Regions from separate parts of the Homo sapiens genome. Here region 2 is linked to region 1. A link is an interaction called in ENCODE POLR2A ChIA-PET data of the cell type or tissue named here. Cell type or tissue: A673. All regions are shown on one strand. Each heading gives the region's core, and the rest is flanking DNA. Links, peaks and the distances in the headings are about the cores only.

The links. Peaks named below come from ENCODE experiments on the same cell type or tissue, not always from the same donor. Only the 100,000 strongest peaks of a DNase experiment are listed, where the experiment ranks them.
Region 2: POLR2A ChIA-PET joins it to region 1 with 5 read pairs; 2 of 35 experiments call an interaction of 5 or more read pairs at or near these places.

What each region holds. Positions count from the first base shown.
Region 1 is chr6:24,648,966-24,654,352 of GRCh38, forward strand. It overlaps TDP2 (tyrosyl-DNA phosphodiesterase 2), which reads right to left. Exons shown (of 7, transcript NM_016614.3): 6 at 4,018-4,188; 7 at 1,014-2,104. The coding sequence ends at 1,823. Among named protein-coding and RNA genes, the nearest start is that of KIAA0319, 5.5 kb to the left of the region's middle. In A673, for the core only: no CTCF peak of the experiment used is centred there; no DNase peak of the experiment used is centred there.
Region 2 is chr6:24,957,926-24,963,312 of GRCh38, forward strand. It overlaps a transcript of RIPOR2 not described here. Among named protein-coding and RNA genes, the nearest start is that of RIPOR2, 25 kb to the left of the region's middle. In A673, for the core only: no CTCF peak of the experiment used is centred there; a DNase peak (open chromatin) is centred at 3,176.

The sequences.
Region 1 (5,387 bases), core at 70-5,069:
GATTACAGGCACGTGTCACCACGCCTGGCTAATTTTTGTATTTTTAGTAGAGATGGGGTTTCACCATGTTGGCTAGACGAGTCTTGAACTTCTGACCTCAGGTGATCCACCTGCCTCGGCCTCCCAAAGTGCTGGGATTACAGGCATGAGCCACTGCACCCAGCCGATAATCCTTTATTTAATCTAGTATACTACACTGTATTTTTTTTTTAAGAATTTAGACTTTCACCCATCTATGTTTTGCAATGTGATCTGAAGTTCTAACTTAGCTCTTCTAAATGAAAGCAATTTATGCCAGAATAACCCTTTTCCCACAGAAATGTACTATTGTATTACCTCTATGATGTATGCTACTCTACTATTAACATCTATTCTCATTTTTTATTTTATTTTTGAGATGGAGTCTCACTCTGTTGCCCAGGCTGGAGTGCAGTGGCACGATCTTGGCTCACTGCAAGTTCTGCTTCCTGGGTTCGTGCCATTCTCCTGCCTCAGCCTCCTGAGTAGCTGGGACTACAAGCACTCGCCATCACGTCCGGCTAATTTTTTGTATTTTTAGTAGAGACAGGGTTTCACCGTGTTAGCCAGGATGGTCTCGATCTCCTGACCTCGTGATCCACCCGCCTCAGCCTCCCAAAGTGCTGGGATTACAGGTGTGAGCCACTGCACCCGGCCCTCATTTTTTATTTTTAATGATTAAAATTATGATTAACATTTAAACTTTTTCGTTGTCACTACAAAGGGAATATTATATATAAATATCTTTTTTTAGGTGTTTAAATTTTGGCACTCCTGATATAAATAAGATTCTATTACTTCTAATTATTCTCGCTGGCTTTTTTTCAGACAAAGGAAGCAGATATATTCTTGGTAATTCTTGGTGGAGTGAGAAGCAAATGGAAATCTGTTTTCTTCTACACAAAGAGGAAGAAGCAGCAGTAGAGCCAGAAGCAGGAAGCAGATAAAAAATTTAATCTCATCATGGACACAAAAACATACTAAAACAAACCATAAACAAATAAAATTCTTTATTTAAATTTCTCTTGTGGGGAAAATATTTTTCTTTAAAGCACACTTAAAAGTAATTTGCATTTACTTCCTGTAAAGCATTTCCATTTCACAATTAGCAAAACTAAAAGGCTATGTCTCTTCATGCATTTATTTTTGTTAGAAAAATGTCCCATGGTGCTATCAAACCGATTTTAACCATCATCAAGCTTAACTTTGCCTCTGTTGACAACATGACTACAAACATGAATCAAAAAGGAGTTAAGGAATTTTAAGCCATAAGGTTTCAATTATAGCTTACCAATTATGTAATTAGCTGACAAAAATCAAGTCTGATGTAGAATAGCTGTCATCTACTTAACTGCAGATAATCATGGCATTTTCATTTAAGATGATCTGAACTTATGAAATAAAGGATCCAGTCCCAAGAACTCAATAATCTCTTATGTTTTCTTTTGAAGACTTATTTCAAATATTAACTATTTCGGTGCCTGAATGGAAAAATATAAACATTAGCTCAGAGACAATGTGGTACCTGTTTGGAATCCAGCTGGCAGCTATAAGCACCGTTGAAAACTCTGACAGGCTTTGTGCCCTTTTTATTAAATGGCCTCACATCCTGAATGCAGGAATGTGTTCGTTTAAATAAACATTAATCTTTAATGTTGAATTCTGAAAACACAACCATAAATCATAGTTGGTTTTTCTGTGACAATGATCTAGTACATTATTTCCTCCACAGCAAACCTACCTTTCCAGAAGGTGGAAATTGTATTTGCAACAATCAGGGCAAAACCCACACTTGAAAAGCATTTTACAATATTATATCTAAGTTGCACAGAAGACCCCAGTGATCACTAGGAAATCTACCACAGTCCAGTTTTTCTAATCCAAGAAGGTCCAAACTTCGGGGAATAATGTGTCCCTCTTCTGCTGCTGCTCTGAAAAATATTCGATCAAAACGAAGTTTACAAGCAGCAGTTATTCCAAGATTAGAGTTCATTTGTGTATCCCATGTATACTGGCAATGTTTAGGTTTGCCCAAAAACTCCCAGACATCCACAATGTTGTTGGGTAAACCACCACATCTGGTAACCTGAAAAGAAGAAGAATACTCTCTAAGATACACATAGCCTTTTGCCCACTAACTTAAAAAAAAAAAAAAAAAGGTGTTTTTGCTATTACCGTGCAAGAAATTATTAATGCAGAAATGCAAAACAATGAGATACATTATAAAAAGTACTATGCTGCATAGTGGTATGTAATATAAAAATATCAAGACAGCCAGAGGGGTTTGGAATTTGCCCCTTCTCTTCTGCCATAAATAGGTTCCTAACTTTGGGTTTCAGATAAAACTTAGAAGGCTGAATATACATGGCCTGTTACTGCTGTTATCTGTTTTCAAAAACTGAACTCAAGTGAAAAGAAGGCAGAACTGCCACTCTACTTTAGTCTACAACTTCAGAAGTATAGCATTCATATGATCCAAAAATTTCAACTGCCTTCAGTTTTATTTGAAGTTTATTAATAATATTAATTCTGTTTGCTCATTCACACTCCAGGATTTAAAAAAATTGTTTGCGGTAAAATATACACAATACAAGATTTATCATTTTAACAATTTTTTTTTTTTTTGAGGTGGGAGTCTCACTCTGTTGCCCAGGATGGAGTGGTGCAATCTCGGTTCACTGCAACTTCCACCTCCCAGGTTCAAGCAATTCTAGTGCCTCAGCCTTCTGCATAGCTGGGATCACAGGCATGTGCCACAATGCCCGGCTAATTTCTGTATTTTTAGTAGAGATGGGGTTTCACCGTGCCGGCCAGGCTGGTCTCGAACTCCTGGCCTCAAGTGATCTGCCCACCTCGGCCTCCCAAAGTGCTGGGATTACAGGCATGAGCCACTGTGCCCAGCCATTTTAACAATTTTTAAGTGTACAGTGATGTAGCATTAAGTATATTCACATAGTTGTGCAACCATGACTACCATCCATCTCCAGAACCTTTTAATCTTCCCCAACTGAAACTCTGTACCCATTAAACACCAATTCACCATTCCCTTATACCCCCAGTCCCTGGCAAACACCATTCTACTTTCTGTCTCTATGAATTTGACCAGTTTAGGAAATTCATAAGAGGAATCATATAGTATCTTTTCCTTTTTGGATTGGCTTCATTCACTCAGCATAATGTCTTTAAGATTCGCCCATATTGTAGCATGTGTCAAAGTTTCTTCATTTTAAGGGTGAATAATATTCCACTGTATACATATAGCACATTTTGTTTATTCATCTGTCAGTGATATTTGGGCTGCTTCCACCTTTTAGCTACTGTGAATAACACAGCTGTGAACATCCATGGGTAGACAAAATACATTCAAATCCCTGCTTTCACTTCTTTTGGGTATTTACACCTAGAAGTGTAATTGATGCATCACATTAGTAATTCCATGTTTAATTTTTTAAGGTCCTGAAAAATCCCACTGTGTCTCAACTGAGCTATAGGCAGGGAGAAAGAGACTTTGTTTCAGACCTGGAGATCTGGACATGGTGGTGGCAGGAAAAGTGGGTAAAAAAGGCTAATAAAAGCCAAAAAAGAAAAAAGAAAAGGAAACCTCAGAAAAAAAGAGAGTCAGGAACAATTATCACGGTCCAATCTTTCCATTGTTCTCATATTGCACCTAGGAATACTGCAAAGAAACAACCTTTTCTAAACTCTTCTACAATCATTTTCTCTACCTTTCTTTCTAATCCTATATATATATATATACACACACACATATAGTTTAGTGTTGTCTATTTCTCATGCACATTTTTATTTTCCTCCAAAAAGAGCCCCTTCTTCCCCTAGGCATACAGCATAGGCTAAACAAATATTCGCTGAATTGCAAGGTCACTTAAGACATTTTGAGTGACTAAAGGTCCTAGTTTTAACAGCTTTGGTCAAAGGAACCTAAATTAGTCTCCATAGCAATAATCTGTCCTCAAACATCAAACTGACTTTGTCACTCACCTCTCGATCCCTTAGATTTGTATCTCCTGCAAATATAACTGTAGCTGACTCTGGAGCCTCTTGCATTTTCTTTAAAACCATTTTTAACTGATTCATTCGTTCCGCAGCATGCCCTCTGGTGCTCTCCAAATGGGATGTCATAAGGCAAAGCTCATTTCCTGACACGTTCACCTGCAGCAGGACAAACAGTCATTAAAACTGTCCACTGACTATTAATACTGAACTTTAATAATAAAATCAGCAGATTGTTCTGTCAAATGGTATATATTTACTAAACTGAAACTGTAAAATCAGCACTATGCCTATCCCTCCGGATCAAAAGAAGTATTAAAGCAGTAACCCTGTCCCCAAAGACGACGGTTTAGCAAGCACGACCTACCCCCAGATGTCACCTCCACTGTGAACCTTTCCCCAGTGTCCCCAGGCCATCAGCGGCTCCCTCCTCAATACACCAAAGGCATGCTGAACAGACTGTTTCAAAGCCCCCTAGGCTAAATTAAAAGGACAATTATTTCCCTCCTACAAAGCCATAAGTCATTTGCAAAGCAGAGATGATTCTTATTTATTGCTGTATTATTAAGGGCCTGGCATACAGGTATTCCAAAAAAGTCAGTTAACTGAATGAATGAGAATCATTTACCATTTGCAATTAAGACACCAACAATGTACAATCTATCATTATACTAAGTGTCTGCAGAATCAAGTCTAATTCTTTCATATTGGTCATTCATGCTCTTCTATAATCAGGAGCCTACCTACTTCTCAACCTGTCACATTTGCCTCTCCATGGCCCCTACACTCAACTGAATAGAATGCTCATTCATACTCATACATGTACACCTCTTGCAACTTGCAAAAGTTTGCTCATGGTGGTTTCTCTACTTGGACTCTTTTTAATATGTATGTCTTACATATTTTTCAGGGTTCATTTCAAATACCATCTCCTCTATAAAACTCTCACTAAACAATCTGGCTAAAAGTCATCTCTCCTTTCTCTAAACTTCCACACATCATTTATACCTCTCCTGTGGCACTTATGCCTTTCTTATGTTTTAGTTACTATATACACACTCTCCCTTACTAATCTATATACTATATCAGAGCAAGATCTATTTTTCATTTTTGTAAGTCTCATAGAGTAAAATATAGCAGCATGTATAGAGTAGAAAGTAAAAACATTACTTTAGGAAGCAAATGTGGAATGTCAGCAAACTCAAATATTCTTAAGAAAACAATAGACTGAGAATTCTATCTGCATTTAAAATTTATGTAAAAAATTAATTTTAGAGAGTGTTAAAGACTATCTAAAAGAATCTACATGTGTGAAGCAAATTTTTCTCTAAAGGCAATGGTTTTAAAAAGAATAATAA
Region 2 (5,387 bases), core at 328-5,327, 310 kb after region 1:
AATCCTTCTGATAACACTGTTGGTGGTATTGTAAACTGGATCAGTCTTTCTTGAGTGTATGATGGTGACAAGTAACATACTCTTAATAGTTTGATCTAGTAATGTCTTTTGAAAAATAACTTAAGGATATAATCTAAGAGAACAAAAAATATACACAAAGATGTGTTATTTAGGCAAAAATGGAAAAATATCCGAATGCCTAAGAATCAGAGAATGAATTTTAAAAAGCTATGTTTTGCAATGAAACACTATAGAACACTAAATAATAACTATGGTTATTATAGTGTAGTATGGTCATATGTACAAATGCATCTACTAAATAATGTTGACATGTGCAAAGCAGAATTTGCATATGCACCTTAATTGAAAATGATCTAAGGAAGGATGGATTCTGATACTCAAAATTAATTTAACACAATATTAATATCCATTAGATCTATTTTTAGCCTTCTCACAAAGGCAACCTAAATTTAAAATGGAAGTTAAAATAAACCTCTCTGAAAATCAAAATAAACACATTTCTATTTCTTCAACACATTTTTTACTTAGTTACTTCCCAGCGCATTAACTCCTTATTTTAGCATGAGAGGGGGAGAATAAACACTTAGAAGAAATGAAAGATTTCTTAGAATTTTGCTATTAAAATTAATTATTATTCCTGAGACGTATAATCAACACCCAATGATGTGTTATCTCTTTGATGTTTGATGAGCTACACTGGAAACATGTCTGCCTATAATTTGGGGTGAGAAACAGAGTGAACTTTCACTCTTGGGTATACGATGGTTTATTCATTTTCTAGGACTGTTGTAACAAAGTACCACAAACTGGGTGGCTGAAACCAATAGAAATTTATTGTCTCACAGTTCTGGAGGCTGGAGGTCTGGAATCACGGTGTGAGGAGGGTGGGGGTCATCCAAGGACTCTGAGAGAAAATCCCTTCCATGCCTCCTCTGTCTTAGCTTCTGGAAATGGCCGTCAATCCTTGGTGTTCCTTGGTTTGTAGATGCACCACTCCAAGCTCTACATTTTCTTTTTTTTTTGGAGACAGGGTCTCACCCTGTCGCCCAGGCTGGAGTGGAGTGGCCAATCATAGCTCACTGCAGCCTTGAACTCCTGAGCTCAAGCCATCCTCCAGCTTTGATCTTACAAACTTCTGGGATTACAGGCATGAGCCACTGCACGTGGCCCTTCTGCTTCCATCTTCACATGGCATTCTCCCTGCATCTCTGTGTCTTCTTAGGGGCCCACCCTATTCCTGTATAATTTCATTTTAACTAATTACATCTGCAATGATCCTGTTTCCAAAGGAAGTCACATTCTGAGGTACCAAAGGTTAGGACTTCAACATATCTTTTTATGGGGACAAAATTCAACTCATAACTGGTAGCCTTGGAGTTAATGTAATTAATGCACTGTTTCATTTCAGAATTTTCTGAGAGCAAAATCTGTGATGTCCATGACAGGTCCTAGGAGGATCCACACAGGAAAAGGGCTGGTAATGGAGGAATGGTCTCATGAAAGTAGGAAAGATTGCTTTAATAGACTGCTGACCTTTTTTCCCAGGAGGGTGGCCTCACTTCTGGTTAACCACGGATGTAGTGCTGAAACCCAATGGGTAAAGACAGCTGCAGGCTGTTGTGGGGACTCTCTCTCTCCTTGATTTTATATTTCCACATGGAGGAACACACATTAGATAAATGCTTCTGTCCTCATCACTCCCTCATTCATCCTCCTCAGCTAAAAGCAAACTAACTGCTTGGTAAATTTTGGAAGAAGGCCATGAGCATACCCCAATTAGCCTTTTTCTCTCCTCTTTGTAACCAACTGCCGGCATGTCCTCTGTTTCTCCACACACTAAACTGTATTGGGGCAAAACTCCACGGGGAAGGTCTGTGGCTGTCTTGTGCTGCTTATGACTTGGTGGGAAACAAACACTAATTCTGGGGGGTCAATGTTATGCCACCTTTTGGCCAACAGACCTAAGCCACACTCTCCAACCTGGTTTTTATCTACATTAAAAATGTGTCTAAATTTCCTATAACACAGGTGATGTTTTAATTTTCTTTTGTTTACCTCCTTCTCTAAGTCTAAACGTGTTACAAGTTCAGGGAGAAAAAAGGTTGTCCCTCTAGGCATTCTTGGACCTCCAGAAGAGAATACAGTTAGTTCATTTTTAGTTACTTCCTCTACACTGTAAAAACCAGGTATGGAACAGACACCAAAAAGGGTATGGAGGATGCATGTTGTTGTCTGTTTGTATTGCTACAACAAAATCCTGAGACTGGGTAATTTATAAATTATAGAAATGTACTTCTCACAGTTCTGGAGGCTGGGAAGTCCAAGGTCAAGGCACCAGCAGTTTAGGTGTCTGCTGAGGGCCTGGTCTCTGCTTCCAAGATGGCGCCTTCAATGCTGTGTCCTCACATGGAGAAGGGATGGAAGGGCCTAGGCTAATTCTCTCCAGCCCTTTTATAAGGCACTAGTCTCATCCATGAGTATCCAGCCCTCATGGTCTAATCACCTAATCACTACCTAAAGGCCCCACTTCCTAACACTGCTGCACTGGGGATTGAGCTTCAACATAAGTTTTGAATTTTTTGTTTGTTTGTTTTTTTGAGACCAGGTCTCACTCTGTCACCCAGGCTGGAGAGCAGTGGTGCAATCTCAGCTCACTGCAGCCTTGACCTCCCCTGGTGCAGTTGATCCTCCCACCTCAGCCTCCCCAGCAGCTGAGACTACAGGCATGCACCTGTAGTGCACCTGGCTAATTTTTCCATTTTTTGTAGAGATGGGGTTTCTCCATGTTGCCCAGGCTCATCTCAAACTCCCAGGCTCAAGTGATCCACCTGCCTTGGCCTCCCAAAGTGCTAGATTTACAGGCATGAGCCACTGTGCCTGGCCTCAACACGAATTTTGGAGAGGACACAAACCTTCCAACCACAGCACATGTTATTAACCTCCAGCCCCCAAGACTCTCCCCAGTCATACGAGTGAGGGGTGGAATGTGCTACAGCAGAAAAACGGGTGTTGGTGGAAATCAAGGGATACTTTGTCCATTTCTAGCTGCTTTTGCTCCTACTTATCACTGAGCAACAATTTGAGGAGAGTCGGCTCTGGGCAAGGTGCCATGCTGGACCCCGCTGAGAACACAAAGAACCATAAGGCAAACACCACCATCCTCAGTAAATTTACAGTCTTGTTGGCAAAACAAGCCACATAAAAAAGACAAGTTATGATACAAGACAGGATATGACCAGTGCCAGTGAGTTTTATAGGCTGTTAAAGTGCCATAAATATTAAGAAGAGGAAGAGAACACTGTGGAACAGTTTGAACTGATAAGACATCGGGGGGATACTTGTTGGAGAAGGGAGTATTCCAGGTTGGGGGAACATTGTGTGAAAAGGGACTGGTGCTAGCATGTTCAAGATATTTTAGTAAACAATTTGAGCAACACCTAAGAAGTCCCTAGCTTGTGAAAAGCCAGGGGTTGATGCATACAGTGTAATATGGTGCTCCTTGGGTGGCTCTGAAGTCAAACATGTAGCCTGGAATTCTGTGCTCTGGGGCAAGTCACTTAACCTCTCCAAGCCTCACTTTCCTTGTATATGGGGTGGCTGCTGTCATAGGCAGTAAGGATAAAGCAATAAGTAAGAAAATCCCTATTTATTTTGTGCTTACTTTGGGGTACAGTTGTTATTCTAAGCTTTTTTTTTTTTTTGAGACAGTCTCGCTCTGTCACCCAGGCTGGAGTGCAGTGGCACAATCTAAGCTCACAACCTCTGCCTCCCAGGTTCAAGTGATGCTCCTACCTCAGCCTCCCTGAGTAGCTGGGATTACAGGCACCTGCCACCATGCCTGGCTAATTTTTTGTATTTTTAGTAGAGATGGGGTTTTCCCATGTTGGTCAGGCTGGTCTCAAACTCCTGACCTCAGGTAATCTGCCCGTCTTGGCCTCCCAAAGTGCTGGGATTATAAGCATGAGCCACCGCACCTCGCCTATTCTAAGCATTTTTTAAATGCTAGCCTGAGGCAGGTACTTTTATTACCCTCATTACACATGTGAAGAAAGTATGGTCCAGAGAGGCTAAGCACCTCACTCTAAGTCTCCCAGCCAGCAAGAAGCAGCAGCCAAATGCATACTCAGGCAGTCTGGCGCCAGAACCCATGCTTTCAACCATTGTGCTAACTAGCTGTAAGGTGGTGGGTTTGTGAAGGGATGTTGCAGTGGGAGATATGATTGTATAGGGTACAGATGACCTTGACCACCAGATTAAGAAAAGTAAGAATATCTGGCAACTGAGATTCTTTTCGATTTACTGCTTTGCTGCTTGAACAAGTTGTTTGGACTTAAAATTACAGGTTTTGGGTGGCCATGCAAGGCCTTACAGAAGAGATAAGTAAAAAGCTATTTTAGGAAGATTATTCTTCCTGTGACATAAATTATGGTTTGGGGAGGAGAGAGTTTGGAGGTCGGGGAGAATAATTAGAAGGCAATAATAAAGCTTGCATCTAGAGCAGGTGCATTGGGAATGTAAACGGAGAGATGAGTTTAAAAGACACTACTATGAGAAGAATATTCACTCCATTAAAGAATGTTTAATCTACTAGTCTATCCTTGTATTTAATGCCATGGATATATCATCTTTTTATTTGGTTTTCATGGTAACATGTATTGTCTAGGAGAGGTGGGATAAAAGAAACTTCATGGTTTTTTTTTAGTATGGTAAGGTTTGAGCTTTTAGCCACTTAATAGCATTTGAAAATGAGCTACATTACAGCAAAAAGGAGATTGTACACTGATATACATAAAAAGGTGACAAAATTCATCCTGGCTTCCTTAGTCTTGTGAAAATCTCTTTGAAGAATGGCATACATCTGTTCAAATTCTCTAGAAGTATTGTTGGAGAGTGAATTTGCTTGAGGTCTCCACTTGGGATTCAGTGATTGGAAGTGGAAAAATGAATGACTCAAGGTATCTTTGTTGATGGAGGCCAGGCTAGGGAGAATCAAAACTGCAAATCCCACCGGAGCAGGGTTCTCTAGTTCTCCTGTGTCTATCCCTTTCTTTGATTGGCTACGCAAACCACAGCAGAGAATGCATGTGTTTTTTTGTTTTTGTTTTTTTGAGACAGAGTTTCGCTATTGTCTCCCAGGCTGGAATACAATGGCGCAATCTTGGCTCACTGCAACCTCCATCTCCTGGGTTCAAGCGATTCTCCAGCCTCTGGAGTAGCTGGGGTTTCAGGCGCCCACCACCACACCCAGCTAATTTTTTGTAATTTTAGCAGAGACGGGGTTTCACCATGTTGGCCAGGCTGGTTTCAAACTCCTGACCTTCAGTGATCCACCAGCCTCGGCCTCCCAAAGTGCTGGGATTACAGGC